Linked DNA regions of Homo sapiens: region 1 is linked to region 2. Evidence: read pairs that join two places in POLR2A ChIA-PET (ENCODE). Cell type or tissue: GM12878. All regions are shown on one strand.

Evidence for each region. Peaks named below come from ENCODE experiments on the same cell type or tissue, not always from the same donor. Only the 100,000 strongest peaks of a DNase experiment are listed, where the experiment ranks them.
Region 1: POLR2A ChIA-PET joins it to region 2 with 5 read pairs; 4 of 35 experiments call an interaction of 5 or more read pairs at or near these places.

Annotation. Positions count from the first base shown.
Region 1 is chr1:35,421,776-35,429,775 of GRCh38, reverse strand. ZMYM4 (zinc finger MYM-type containing 4) reads right to left here. Exons shown (of 30, transcript NM_005095.3): 30 at 7,718-8,000. It also overlaps the pseudogene RNY5P1. Among named protein-coding and RNA genes, the nearest start is that of ZMYM4-AS1, 60 kb to the right of the region's middle. In GM12878, no CTCF peak of the experiment used is centred here; no DNase peak of the experiment used is centred here.
Region 2 is chr1:35,533,923-35,541,922 of GRCh38, reverse strand. The region is part of intron 2 of KIAA0319L (KIAA0319 like); the gene reads left to right. Among named protein-coding and RNA genes, the nearest start is that of KIAA0319L, 19 kb to the left of the region's middle. RefSeq lists enhancers at 1,785-1,874, 1,925-1,974. In GM12878, no CTCF peak of the experiment used is centred here; DNase peaks (open chromatin) are centred at 2,022, 2,552, 3,222 and 3,468; H3K4me3 peaks cover 2,321 bases; H3K27ac peaks cover 3,676 bases.

The DNA of each region.
Region 1 (8,000 bases), 110 kb after region 2:
GGTTTGAAATTCCAAGCCCTTGTTCCCTCCAAAGCCTCAAGAGCTGGCAGAGGATGACTGGAAATTGTGCCTCCTCGCAGTGCTGCTTCCTACAGGTCTGAAGGTGAATCTTGGAACACTCCTGGTGGAGTGGTCAACAGCAACTGTGAGGGACCTGGAGGTCATGAACTTCCCTTCTTCAACTCACTGGGAGGGACAGGGTAGAGCCTGGCTTTGGCCTTTCACCAACAAATACTACAGAGAAGCTGGTGCTGTGAAGGAACATGAGCTCACAGGCCAAAATAACCAGATGCCACCTGAGGAGCCCAAGCCCCTGCCCACAAAGACAGCAAACTGAACTAGAATTCAAAACAAACCGGGAAATGTTGGCAATCTGAAACAGGAACAAGGACCAAGCAGATTTTTTTTTTTTTTTTTTAAGAGACGGAGTCTCACTCTGTCACCCAGGCTGGAGTGCAATGGTGTGATCTCAGCTCACCGCAACCTCTGCCTCCCAGGTTCAAGAGATACTCCTGCCTCAGCCTCCTGAGTACCTGGGATTACAGGTGCCCACCACCACACCTGGCTAATTTTTGTATTTTTAGTAGAGACGGGGCTTCACCATGTTGGCCATTCTGGTCTCAAACTCCTGACCTCAGGTGATCCACCCACTTCGGCCTCCCACAGTGCTGGGATTACAGGTGTGAGCCACCGCACCCGGCTCCAGATAGAAATATTAAGGGTGAAAAAATTAACAAATGGGATAGGACAGATATATCTCACAACAAATCCATGAGGTGGGGCATCATACTGAGGGCCTCTGCCAAAACAAAGCAGGAAAATAAAAACGTGGGAACACCCCCCCACACACATACAGAGCAGTCCAGGGACAGAGCAGAAGTGCCAAATCTGAATAATGGGAGTCGCAGAAGGAAAGAGAAAAAAAAATGGAGAAAATATTTGGAAAAATAATGAGAATACATTTCCCAGAATTAAAGAAAGATCAAAGGACTCATAGAATAATTAGTAAGAAAACTGTACAAACAGAAACATTGTAGTGAAAGACATTTAAGACCAATAAGAAAAGCAGAAATTCTGAAAGCTCTCAGAGAAATAACAGATCAAATCAGATGGACATCAGGCTTTTTAACAGTATCAGATGAAAAAAGAAAGGAAGTGCTAAAGGAGAGAACTTTGACCCCAAAATGTATAGTAAGACAAACTCACTAACTTGAGTGTAATAAAAAAATATTCTCAGGCGGCCGGGCAAGGTGTGTGACGCCTGTAATCACAGCACTTTGGGAGGCCGAGGCAAGAGGATTGCTTGAGGCCAGGAGTTCGAAACCAACCTGGTCAATATAGCGAGACCCCATCTCTACAAAATAAACATTTTGAAAATTAACTCCACATGGTAGCACACGCCTGTAGTCCCAGCTACTCCAGAGGCTGAGGCAGGAGGACTGCTTGAGCCCAGGAGTTATAGAGGCTGCAGTGAGCCATGATTATGCCACTGAGCTCCAGCCTAGGTGACAGAGCAACACCTTGTCTCAAAAAAAAAAAATTCTCAGGGACACAAGGCTTCAGTAACTTTTTCACAAAAGGGCCCATTTAGAACATATTCTTGCAAGAAGTGGTCAAATATAGAAAAATTAATCTAGACATGGGAAGAGAGATGGGAAGTGATGGTGAGCAAATACGCTGGCAAAGTTTGTAGTCTGAAACAGGACTAACAAAAAGGAAAAAAAACCTGTAAGTATATAATAAAATAATTTACATAGTAAGTAAGAGTGGGCAAGACCAAAGGAACATAAAAGTCTAACAAAGTCTTACTAGGAGAAGATTTAGATGGTAAGTTAAAGAAACCAACAGGGGTAAACAAACATGATTAGTATTAAGAGTAATATGTTGGTCTGAGTGTTGTGGGTTATTGTTAAGCTGATTTACCATTGTCTCCCCCCACAACCACGCTTGACTAGCTTTGCATTTTGGCCTGGCGCAGTGGCTCAGGCTTGTAATCCCAGCACTTTGAAAGGATGAGGCAGGTGGGTCACGATGTCAGGAGTTTGAGACCAGTGTGACCAATATGGTGAAACCCCGTCTCTACTAAAAATACAAAAATTATCCGGGCATGGTGGCATGCGCCTGTAGTCCCAGCTACTTGGCAGGCTGAGGCAAGAGAATCGTTTGAACCCGGGAGGCGGAGGTTGCAGTGAGCTGAGACCGCACCATTGCACTCCAGCCTGGTGGACAGAGCGAGACTCTTGTCTCAAATTAAAAAAAAAGTAATATCAATAAAAGTAGAAAGTATTACTTTCTTAAACAAGTAGAAGAAAATTTGTTACTCAGTGGGAAGCAAGGGGATAAACCGAAAAGTTCAGTAAACAGAAATTGTGAAAAAAAAAAAAAACCCACAAAACTAAACAGCAGAAATAAGTTCTATTAGCCGTAATTAAGTTTAAGGTGTTTACATATGAACTTAACACCAGACTCTGGCCTCTTCCTTCCAGTCTCCACTGCCCTCCCTGCATGGAGACAGTGGCCTCTGAGGAGGTGAAGGCCTCCTCAAACCATGGACACATGTGCACGTGGTGAGGGGGTCTCCTGGTAAGGCAGCCACCACCTAGCAGCAGGGTAAGAGGGGCAGTGGGTGGCTGGAATGGTTGGGAGGTTAATTACACTGTGCAAACAAGTTCCTCATTGAGAAAATAAGTACATATACTGAGGATAATGGGAGCCAGGTTTCACACTTTTTGAGAAAGGATTATGAATGTGGAAAGGGAGAGAAGGCTGCAAAGAATCCTGAGGTGTTGAACTGAAATTGGAAAAACTGGAATCAACTCACAGGTTTAAAGAAACAAACTACATACACACACACACATGGATATAGATGTGTATAGTTATATGAATATGTGGTTATTGATTGGTTGCTCTACCCACTGAGAGGGCATAGAAGCAATTTTACCTTAGTAGCAGTGAGCACGCCAAGTGCTAAGGTCTTATGGCTCTATAGAGAGATGACTGATTCCAAAAGAGTACCACAAAATCCTGGAATATCTTAAGAAATGCTGAAAAACGGACAGGAACATGTCAGAAGGACATAAAAGCCAGCTAGAAGGGGCTTCCGTTGGTCAAATATATGACAATTTGAGTATCAAAATAAATGAGCATCAGAATACAACCTACTGAATAAGATAGGAACCTAAGAGTCTATAATGACATATATAAATGAATAAAAAATAACAAAGACTCTCAATATAAACATTTTTAAACAATCTAACAATTATAGGACAAAAAAGATGGGGGAAAAACAGGCAAATATTAACCAAGAGAAACTGGGGGAGCAATATTTACAGTATCTGATAAAACAATTCAATGCAAAAAGGAAAAAAGGTGGGATACACAGATAAGAAAGAACAATGAAACAAACAATGTAAATAGGAGGAGTATTAGTATCCCTCAAACACAGCCTGAAAACTGACAAGGCTGCTAGCAGGCAAGGGAGGGTGGACAAACACTTGGGTTAAAAAGGGAAATGGGAAACACTTTTAGGCTGATGACCGCATCATTGTGCCTGAATCGGGAAACACACCTAAAGCAGTACTGAGAGGAAAAAGTTGTAGATTTTAAATCATTTTCAGGAAACAAGAAAGATTAACAATGAATGAAGCAATCATTCAATCATTTAAAGAATGAACAACTGGAAAAAAAAAACAAGAAAAGAGAAGGAAAGTATTAATAAAATTAGAAATACATGAAATAAGACTCAGCCAAATGCTGGTTCTTTGAAAAGGTTAAGAATGACCGGGAAAATGAGAAGATGCAAACACAATACAAAATTTAAAAAGGAAATAATTATGAACTATATGTTATAAACCTGAACATATAGATGAAAATGAGGAAGTTAAAATGCAAATTGGCAAGACATTAAAAACTTGAGTAGACCAATGGGCATTAAGTAAATAAAAATGGCAAAGACCTCCCCTTAGGGGACAAAACAAAACACCAGAATCAAGAGATAAATAAAATTTAAGATTTCATTTGTGTGAAACACACACACACACACACACACACACACACACACACGAATTAGGTTGGCTAGCTAATAGTTTTGTTTTTTTTTTTCTTTGAGACAGAGTCTCGCTCTGTCTCCCAGGCTGGAGTGCAGTGGCACAATCTCGCCTCACTGCAAGCTCCACCTCCTGGGTTCACACCATTCTCCTGCCTCAGCCTCCCCGAGTAGCTGGGACTACAGGCGCCTGCCACCACGCCCAGCTAATTTTTGTATTTTTAGTTAAGATGGAGTTTCACCATGTTGGTCAGGCTGGTCTCAAACTCTTGACCTCGTGATCCGCCTGCCTCGGTCTCCCAATGTGCTGGGATTACAGGTGTGAGCCACCGTGGCCGGCCAAACTTATTTAAGAGTTTGTTGGCGGGGTGTGGTGGCTCGCGCCTGTAATCCCAGCACTTTGGGAGGCTGAGGCAGGAGGATTACCTGAGGTCAGGAGTTTGAGACCAGCCTGGCCGACATGGTTAAACCCGCCTCTACTAAACATACAAAATTAGCCAGGCGTGGTGGCACATGCCTGTAGTCCCAGCTACTTGAAAGGCTGAGGCAGGAGAATCGCTTGAACCTGAGAGATGGAGGTTGCAGTGAGCGGAGATCGCGCCGCTGCACTCCAGCCTGGGCAACAAGAGCGAAACTCCATCTCAAAACAAAACAAAAAAACAAAAACAAAACACAACAACAACAAATGTGTTTTCTCACCTTGCAATATTGATAACCTTTTTTGTTGTGATGAGAAGTTCCAGTTCCGTTTAGTGGTAATGTGACAGTGGGCATTACCGGTGTATTCGTTAGGATACTGGTTTGGCTACTTTAATGAAGAGGAAAAAAAAAGGCTTTAAATAAGATGAAAGTTCCTCTCTTATGTGAAGGTCTGAGCTAGTAGGCAGACCAGGAGAGACAGGTGGCTCTGTCCATGAGGTTAATGTACTTCTGGTATGCTGCCCTTTCCCACATGGACAAAACTGGTTTGCCATGACCACGTTCATGCTCCAGATCAGAGGAAAAAGGGAAGACAAGAGAGGAGCATGCATTTTCCTTTTAGGAGTGTAGCCTGGGAGATGTAAACTCACATCTGCTTCCATGCCATTGGTCAAAACTTCGTCCCATGGTCACTCCTAACTACAAGTTAGCCTGGAAAATACACTTTTTTACCAAGGGAGCCACTGCCTAGCTAAAACTTTTGGGGAAGGAGCAGTTCTGTTAATGAAGTGAAGCGTGGGGAGATTGCTGTTGTACCGTTGTCTTGTTCCTAAACTGATGACATATATAACCTACCAAGTAAAAGAAGTTTCATAGATTTAAGGTTTTTCTCCCAATTAAAAAATAAATTTATGACCTGGCATTCATATGCAAAGAAATATAAATAGGCCAGATGTAGTGGCTCATGCCTGTAATCCCAGCACTTTGGGAGGCCAAGGCAGGCAGCAGATCACCTGAGGTCAGGAGTTCGAGACCAGCCTGCCCAACATAGTGAAACCCCATCAAATACAAAAATTAGCCAGGCATGGTGGCGTGCACCTGTAGTCCCAGCTACTCAGGAGGCTGAGGCAGGAGAATCACTTGAACCCAGGAGGCAGAGGTTGCAGTGAACCAAGATCGAGCCACTGCACTCCAGCCTAGGCAACAGAGCGAGACTCCATCTCAAAGAAAAAAAGAAATATTAGCCAGGCGTGGTGGTTCACACCTGTAATCCCAACACTTGGGAGGCTGAGGTGGGCAGATCACTTGAGGTCAGGAGTTTGAGAACAGCCTGGCCAACATGGCAAAACCCCGTCTCTACTAAAAATACAAAAATTAGCCAGGTGTGGTGGCATACACCTGTAATCCCAGCTACTTAGGAGGCTGAGGCAGAAGAATCACTAGAACCCAGGAGGCGGAAGTTGTAGTGAGCCAAGATCGCACCGCTGCACTCCAGCCTGAGCAACAGTGAGACTGTGTCTCAAAACAAACAAAAAGAAATATAAAGAAAAAAACTAATAAACTCTATCATATGCTGTTCCTATATATACTGATATACATGCCCATTTCTTTCTTTTTTCTTTTTTTTTGAGACAGTCTTACTCTGTTGCCCTGGCTGGACAGTGTAGTGGCCTGATCTCGGCTCACTGCAACCTCCGCCTCCCAGGTTCAGGTGATTTTCCTGCATCAGCCTCTGAAGCAGCTGGGATTATAGGCACCTGCCACCACGCCCAGCTAATTTTTGTACTTTTAGTAGAGATGGGGTTTCACCATGTTGGCCAGGCTGGTCTCGAGCTCCTGACCTCAAGTGATCTGTCCATCTTGGCCTCCCGAAGTGCTGGGATCACAGGCACGAGCCATCGTGCCCAGCCCCATTTTTCAATATAGTGAAAATATCAATGGATTCTTGTGATGTTGATTACTATTGATATGCACATAAGCACAAGTGAAGAATTTGTAATTTTGTTTGATTCAAATATGTAGAATTGGTTATATAAATAGAGTATTATGTTTTGCAGAAGCCAAAGTGCTATACTTAGTAAAAATTCAGACTGTAGTGTGGGAATTAACATTTATTTAATGTGTTAGTACAGGCCAGGAAATTTGCATGTAATAAAAAATATCTGACATTTGAAAGCCTACCATGTGCCAGGCACAACTTAATAAGGGAGTTATACCCACTTTATAGATAACAAAACTGAGGCACAGAGAGGTTAATTTTTATTTACTTATTTTTTTATTTATTTTTTTGAGACGGAGTCTCGCTCTGTTGCCCAGGCTGGAGTGCAGTGGCACGATCTCGGCTCACTGTAAGCTCCGCCTCCCGGGTTCACGCCATTCTCCTGCCTCAGCCTCCCGAGTAGCTGGGACTACAGGCGCCCGCCACCACGCCCGGCTAACTTTTGTATTTTTAGTAGAGACAGGGTTTCACCATGTTAGCTAGGATGGTCTCGATCTCCTGACCTCATGATCCTCCTGCCTCGACCTCCCAAAGTGCTGGGATTACAAGTGTGAGCCACCGTGCCTGGCCTGAGGTTAAGTAATTTACCTAAAGTTATACAACCAGTAAGTAGAAACACTAGGCTTCGACGCCTATGATCTCTCCACTACATAGCATTGCCTCTCAATCACTATTCTCTTCAATGATGATAGCACAGTGTAACAGACAAGTGCTAGTCTAGAGGAGTTCAGGGTATGATTGCTTCTTTCCTAAAACTTCAACTCAATACCCTAGGAGACTTCTTTGGAAAATTAAATTCTGAATTCATTAATAGAAATTCATTTTACATTAGATCTTTTGGGAAAACCTGTTTTATAAATTTAGGATTGCCACAAGGCAGGTAGGTAGAAAGTCGATACGGAATTTGAAAGTACAGCTGCATAATACCAAGACAACTCTGAAGTCGAAGGAAAATGCTATTTAGTCTTACATTCCTGTTTTAAACATGTATTTATACTTAAGAATGAACATATCCTTTATTCTAGTCTTACAATTTCATTAAAGTTGAACTGATGTAGGCTTTGTAAATCTCAAAAAAGTTTGCCTGAAATGATATGTATAAATGATCTCTGATATTTCTACCTGTTGGGACTTTGAATATAGTCAGTAAATTAGCTAAAAATGGGAACAAGTCTTTTGATGGAAAAAAGGAAATAAAAGAACTTGCAATGAAAAAATATGTTGACTGGACTACATAAAAAAAATTTCTTTCTCGGAAACTGCTCTCTTTCTTTGTAATTTTACTAATTGCTGGGTCATACCAATAAGGTCAATCAGAAAAAGAGATTTCAAATTCTTTTAAGACGTAAAGAAGAAGAACTCACCCATCAAATACAAATATACTATTTTATTCTAAGGGAATATTTCTGTGGTTTCTGTAAGGGGAAAACCTAAAAGTGGTTAAAAACTGAAAAAGAACAAAAAGGATGATTTAGATGTTTTTGTTTGATGTTTTTTTCTCCCCTGGAAAAAAAATGTAATTTTACACAATTTTCA
Region 2 (8,000 bases):
TTTTCCGTGATTGTAATATGCCACTGAGGAGCATGATGGGCCACTTGTTTCTTCCCCCAGCTAAGGAAACATTTCCTCTGGAAGAGGACTCTGTTCTGCTGCCACGACTCCACCTTGCTCTCTGCCCTAGTTCACTTCCCCCAAAACTGATATGTGCCCATGCTTGGCAAGGCCTTGTGGTAGGCCAGGTTGGCTCTGTCTTTGGTCAGGACAGTGTTTTGACTGGGGCTGATTCAACAACACTTTTGGGTTTTGGGTTAGAAGTAGTTTGTAGGCTGGGCGCGGTGGCTCACACCTATAATCCCAGCACTTTGGGAGGCTGCGGTGGGTGGATCACCTGAGGTCAGGAATTCAAGACCAGCCTGGCCAACATGGTGAAACCCCGTCTCTACTAAAAATACAAAAATTAGCCAGGTGTGGTGGTGCATGTCTGTTATCCCAGCTACTCAGGAGGCTGAGGCAGAAGAATCACTTGAACCCAGGAGGGAGAGGTTGCGGTGAGCTGAGATTGCACCATTGCACTCCAGCCTGCGTGACAGAGTTAGATTCCATCTCAAAAAAAAAAAAAAAAAAGGAAAAAAAAAAAAAAGAAGTAGCTTGCAGAGTTTGTCCTGTGCTTCCTTCCTTCAAAACATATTTATCAGGTGCCTGCTATCCTAGGCATTAGAAATGCAGTGGTAAGACCAGGCGCAGTGGCTCATGCTTGTAATCCCAGCAGTTTGGGAGGCCGAGGCAGGTGGATCGTTTGAGGCCAGAAGTTTGAGACCAGTCTGGACAACATAGTGAGACCCTGTAACAAAAAAATAATAAAAAGTTAGCTGTGCTTGATAGTGTGCATCTGTGGTCCCAGCTACTTGAGAGACTGAGGTAAGAGGATCGCTCGAGCCCAGGAAGTCGAGGCTTCAGTGAGCCATGATCACGCTGTTGCACTCCAGCCCGGGCCACAGAGTGAGACTGTCTCAAGAAAAAAAAAAGGGAAAATTAATACATTGGTGAGCAAGACAGATACGGTTTCTGCCCTCATGAAGCTTGCAGTCTGTTAATACCTTTGCCATTCTTAGGGAACAGAAATTCCCTTTGAGAGGGATGGCATTGCTGACATCAAGATTCCCTTCAAGGAGTTTGAGGCTTCCCTAGGGTCCCAAGGTAATGCCATGACAATAGAGACCTAGTCTTCTTTGCAGAATCCTGGGAATGTAGGAGACTAGACAATTTGATGTCTCAAGCTGGTCTTAATAGAATAACCTTCTGCCAAGAATTATGTAAGTGAAGTTCCTGTCCACAAGATGGTATATCTCCAGTTTTCCTTTCTATCCAGTGCTCTGTCTCTCTCACCTTTAATAATCCACATTTCCTGAATAAGCAGTTAGAGTGGTTATTTGGAAATGTGGAAAGAGTGCTATAGCTGCAGCCTTTGCCCCCAAGTTGGAAGTGTGTTCCTGTGGTGATTTCATGGGCGTTAGATACACCCAGCCCATCAGCACTTGAAAGTCTTCTGCATTAGGGTGCTCCTGCCCTTTTGGCATCAGGTTTGTTACTCAGGATCTTAGGTGAACCATTCCAATGCTTAGCATGAAGCAAGCACCAATTATATAAATCTTGAACTTCCCTGGCCAATCACAAAAGGAAACTATAAAATGCCCTAAGAAGAGAAAGAATTATGAATGTCCCTGAATGGTGAGTTAGCCATCACAGACGCTGTCCAAAGGGAAACAGAAGCAGGGAGGAATGCCAGCCAAGGCCTATCTGGAACTCTACCCACTGCAGACTCTGCCCTAAAGATGGGTGCCCAGTGCATCTCACTTCAGTTCCCCTTTTTAAACTCCCTCAGCAGATGACAGGATTTTTAGGAATGCTCTCTTTCTTCCAACTGGCTTAACATTATGTTTTGATTCTAATCCAGCAGCACATTTGAGTTTGAAATAAATGTATGCTTATGAATTCTTTCACTTTTAGGTAATAAGGGGAATGACTAATATTACCAGACCTGGGAGATGGAGTGGGGGGTAACATTGATTCAGTTTCACTTCTGTAGCCTTAATTTCAGATTCAAGTTCACCATTTCAAGAGGACTGCCATCCTGCCTGTTAAGAAATGGCTCCTCTGTTTTTTGTTTGTTTGTTTTTGATACAGCTCAATGTTTATTGTCCTTAACTGAGGGCAACCAGAGTCAGCTGGAGGCTTATGGAAGTGGGGTGGCTACAGTGAATGAATCTTAATCAGAATAAATGAAGCAGCCTTGTAGAGAAAAGCTGAAGAGCCAGCTTCCATCTCAGAAAGTTGAGTAATCTGCATCCTGCTGGGTCAGTCTGTGGCATCTGGCCTGAAGCAAGCAGCCCCATATGCTGAAGCAGTGCCAAGCTGTCTTCTACCTGTGCATTCTACTTCATCAGTTTCTAACTGCTTGGTTTTCAAAATTGCTCTCAGCTGTGCTCCCCAGGGTATGCTTATAAGCTGCACTCTGACATTTCTCACAATGGACTTTTCAAATAACAGCGAGTTTTCCTATTACGCCTTCTGTGAAAAGTTAAAGGGAGGAGTTGGCCCCTGACCTGAGGTCTGCAGACCTGGAACAGGGTTATTTGCTCAGGATGTTCAAGGCAGAAACAAAAGTTTTCTGGCCTATCCCTGGAGACTTTCTCTGACAAGCATACCCTCCTTTCCGTTCCCAAGCTGTTTTGATTGAGCTGTTTCGCCTCCACTCTTTTGTATTTCATGTGGGGGTTGCTACCTTGGCAGCATGGCTGCCTCTGTCAGTGGAGAGGAAGTGGTGGAGAGTAAAGGCCGTATGTGTACGATATGTTTCCAGGGCTTTGCTGTGTCCCTGTGGGTAGTGTGTGTGTGTCAAAGAAAGAGAGAGACACTGAAGAACATTTGGGTGTTCTTATTTCCCTGCCTAGAATTAATACCATTTTTTGAAGCAGCAGAGAAATGTTGCCATTATACAGATGAGGATAAGGAAACGCCAGTTTCCGTGCAGTTAGAGATAGTCTATACTAGATAATTTGGCAGTCAGGAGTGTTGACCAATTTGCCCATATTTTCATTTCTGTCAGTAGAATGTGACTTACAATTAACTTGAAAATGGAGGTATAAGAAAAAAACACAAGTAAAAACACGTCAGAAAAATGAAGTCTATTAAAAGCCACATGATTGCCATAAATAAACCAAACAATATGAAATTACCCGAATGTCAGTGCCACATTATGGTGTTGACTTAGATTACATTCTCCTAATATTTGTGGTCTCTGGCTCTTTATATGTGTTATCTCACATTCAGTCAGTGCCTTAAAATAAGCTAACTGCATTTTTTTTTTTTTTTTTTTTTTTTTTGAGACAGAGTTTCACTCTGTTGCCCAGGCTGGAGTGCAGTGGCATGATCTCAGCTCACTGCAGTCTCCACCTCCCAGCTGCAAGCAATTCTCCTGCCTCAGCCTCCCGAGTAGCTGGGACTATAGGTACGTGCCACCATGCCTGGCTGATTTTTGTATTTATAGTAGAGATGGGGTTTCACTGTATTGGCCAGGGTGGTTTTGAATTCCTAACCTCAGGCAATCCGCCAGCCTCGGCCTCCCAAAGTGCTGGAATTATAGGCGTGAGCCACTGTGCCTGGCCTAACTGCATTTTTGTACCTTCTCTAGGATGCTTAATTCACATTATTAATGATAATTAATATCTAGGTATTTTATATATATACTATAGATACACGCATTTTAGGTCAACAAATAATATATCAGGCTAAATAAAACCAAGTTCCTGCCATTAGAGAGGTCACACTATGGAGGCAGAGAGAGATGTAGAAACATAAAGAAGCATGATCAATTCCGAGATGTGCTATGGGAACACAAAGAATGGGGCAGAGAATAGCTGAACCCTGTTTTATAGCAGGCTGGTAAGACATGGGATGTTCTAATCCCTTTGAACCTCCTCCTCCCAGATTCATTTGAAGTGGCTTTTAACCCACAGAGCTCTTTTCACTTTTTTTATCTTAGAGGGAGGGATAGAGGGAAGAGTTTGTACAGCTCTGTAAGTCTAGAGAATAAGAGCCCTAAGAAATTATTTCTGTACAGATACAGATTGGCTTTGATTTAATTTAAATAAACTGGCTCTCAAAAATTCTAAGAATACTAACTACTCACACAGTTTTGCTTTCATTTACACACAGATGAGAAAGCATCTGTAGCTCTGCATTTTATTTGCTATAAGCAAAAAGTGGTTCGAGATATTTAAGTATCTGAAGCTTGGTTGTATTGAGTCCTCACATGTCCCAGTTCAGCCCACTGCAGTTTTTTTTTTTTTTTTTTTTTTAATGGCGCTTACATAATGCTCCAAAAAGAGAGAGTTTCAATGGGTAAATTGATATAAACTTTTCCTCTATTGGCCATATCTGCTGAAATAACACTTCATGGCTAGCTATATTATTTCCTTACTTCCTCCCAAGCCTACAATTCTGTTTAATTTACATATTTCTGCTGCGGCCCTCTAAATGACCTTCTCTTTAAAAACAACAAAACAAGCCAGAAAAAAAAAAAAAAAAAGGAAAGGAAAGGAAAAACCTTCCCAAAAAACAAAATAGTGCTCTGATTCAGGGTTCTTTGTGTGGGTTTCCAAGGGAGGTTGGTATGATTGTGCTGAATGCAAATAATTTATCAGCCGGTAATAACTGCAATGAGAAATGGCAATCAACTGCAGATTCTTAACAATACCATCTACAAGTGGGCTACACAGGGAATTGGTAGATTCACGACATCATATCTAGGTGCTTTTCTTTTTAGAAAAACAATTCTTTCTTTTTAGAACCACTTTTATGTATAGGCAAAAGTTTATCTGTTATAATTTAATACCTGTGCTTTTTGAAGTACAAAGACAGTATTACATAGAGAGGTGTGGGCTCCTTCAAGCTGTGGCTTGGAGGCGTGCTCTCCTTGCTGACAGCATTCTCCAGAGTCTTTTAGTCATAAGGTGGTGGGAGAAAAAGCGAAGCAGGAGATTCTGAGTACATCATATGCAGCAGTGTAACCCCCTAGTTACAGTTGTTTTTTTTTTTTTAAGTGCATAGCTTAATCATTTGCCTTCAATCTGCCTTTAAATATTATAAAGCCCTTGATGACTGGATTGTTTCTGAACAGGTGACTTTATGGTAGGAGAGCTATTTTCAGCTACACCAGTGATTTGATTAATACTTGGCTGTGAAAAATGCCTTTGGGCTAAACCTTGGCAGATGGGTCTTTTGAAATGGAATAGCACCTGTATCCAATTAATGCAAACTTTTGATTTATTAAGTTGTTTTAGGTAGAAGTTAAAGGCATTAGAATTGTGATAGAGTGGTTTCCCTGTTTTCACCTAGGTGACCAGAACTTTGAGGTATCTTTTTCTGTTTTTCCTTTTTCATCATTACTCAGGACAAGGGAAGGTGAATGGATCTAGATGTCATCAGTGATGCATGGCTCTTTGCCTAGGTGAACTGGGAAGCTATTCTCCACTGTTGCTTTGTTCAGAAATTTTCATGGTGAAGGCTTATGTCACCTTTGAGTGAAGTCGAATGGTCTGAAATAGGTAGCTCAGGGAGCTGAAATTTGGTTGGTCCTTTCATGAGGAAAGATTTCTTTGGGATTTGAAAGGATTTTCTAGTTTAGAGTTTAGACAGGAAAGGCTGTTTCCCAGCTGGTTATATTATTCAGTTATCTCTTTTTTATCCACTCTGCTTTTCTTCAGTTTCTTTCTTTGCACATCTCTCATATTTCCTATTCAGTGCACTCCCCAATTTAATTGGAAAAGCTCATTCTAATTTGTTAGTGAACCAGGAACTTTACTTTTCTCTCTTGCCTCTTCCTTCTTTCAGCCAAGGAAATTAATTAACATTAAGGATCTGATTCAAATGACTATAACTCAAGATATTCCATATTGGAGCTGACATCTTTTGCTTGATTTTGTTAGTATAGAAAAAATCCCACAAATTTATTTAAATATTGGGTGAACTTTTAAAATTAACAAGAAAGCTCCTTGAATGTCTACTATGTGCTAAGCATCTTTCTGGGCCTACACATACAATATACAACCCCAGCACTTAAAGAGGGCAGAGTGTGTGAGGTAGACAAACAAATATGATCTGGTGAGAGAAATGCTATGATAGAGGTATATGTAGGATGCACAGAAGAGAGGCATCTTGGGGTGAAGGTTTCATGGGAGAAGCCTTCCTGGAAAAAGTGGTGGCCGAGCTAAAATGAAGTATAACAACAACAACATAAATAATGGCAACTAATATATACTGAGCTTTTTAATACTATATGCCAGGCTCATGTTAAGTACTTTGCATATATTTTCTCCTTTATATCTTTAATAACTCTGTAGGGTAGGTACTGTTAAAATTATTCCTGTTTTACACATGAAAAAACTAAGGAATTTGACCCAAGATGACACAGTTAGGAAGTGACTGGGTTGAGATTCAAATGCAGGAATCTCAGCTTTAGGAACTAAAGCTTTAACCACAGATTTTTGGGGTGGGGGCCAAAAGATAGAAGAGAGCAATTGTGGAATAGGGCTGTTGATCTTGATAGGGGATTTTGTTTGAAAACAAATTTCAACTCAATGTTATGAGGGACATGTATGAACATTACCTTGGGGAATGAATTTATTTTCTCACCTAGACTAAATGAGGGTGGTTTTCATATTTTCTTTAGCCTGTGAAGTATAAGTATTCTGTTTCAAGTAGGTAGAGTAAAAGGACTTTCCCCTACTCTTCTGCCTATAAATATTGCCCTCTTCTAGGGAGATGTTCTGGTACTGGGTACTGTTATTCTTTTTTTTTTTTTTTTTTTTTTTTTTTTAAGACGGAGTCTTGCTGTGTCTTCCAGGCTAGAGTGCAGTGGTGTGATCTTGGCTCACTGCAACCTCCATCTCCTGGGTTCAAGCGATTCTCCTGTCTCAGCCTCCTAAGTAGCTGGGATTACAGGCATGCGCCACCACAGCTGGCTGATTTTTTGACTGCCATGTTGGTCAGGCTGGTCTCGAACTCCTGACCTTGTGATTGTTTTTCTTTCTTTTTTTTTTTTTTTTTTTTTTTTTGAGACGGAGTCTCGCTCTGTCACCCAGGCTGGAGTGTAGTGGCCCGATCTCGTCTCACTGCAAGCTCTGCCTCCCAGGTTCACACCATTCTCCTGCCTCAGCCTCCTGAGTAGCTGGGATTACAGGTGCCTGCCACCACGCCCGGCTAATTTTTTGTATTTTTAGTAGAGATGGGGTTTCACTGTGTTAGCCAGGAAGTTCTCGATTTCCTGACCTCGTGATCCACCTGCCTCGGCCTTCCAAAGTGCTGGGATTACAGGCATGAGCCACTGCGCCCGGCCACCGATTGTTATTCTTTTCAACAGTTTGTCACAATCCAGTATCTTTGAGGCTTTTTAGTGACAGTGTTATAGGAAAGGACTTGCTGTTGTAAGCATTCTTAACCAGCAAAGTACTGCAAGATTCAGGTTTTGTGATTGAGTCCTTGGAAGCTTGTTTTCCATCTAGCAGATAATCAAGAGTTAGTGTGAATAGTAGCTGATATGTATCTGTTGGGCAAGTAGTTCCATGAGGAGTTTGTTTTTGTTCAGAATGATCTTTAGGAAAAATGGAAATACCACGGTGAAGGGAAAGAAGTCAGAATATGTACACAAAGCCTATTAATTCTTGTGTAGCAGTTAGTGTAGTTTCAGCAAATCATCTACACCATACATTTAAAAAACTGTACTCTTAGCAAAGCTAGGCACATAGCAAAGGCAGTGAGTAGTAATTATTTTCAAAGGACTGCTTTGTGAGGCAGCTGCCACCTTTCAATCCAACCTGTGTGTAGTTGAGGAAAAAAATGTTACCCCTTTTGAAAAGGAGGAGAGAGGGCAATGGTTATTACCTTGGCTTTTTTCAAACTTCGTAATACCTGATTGTGTCCTTCAAAGGATTTAGTTACCTCCTCTGCCTTGTTTCTGAATGTGCTAACCCCTGCAGGGTAGAACTGATGTG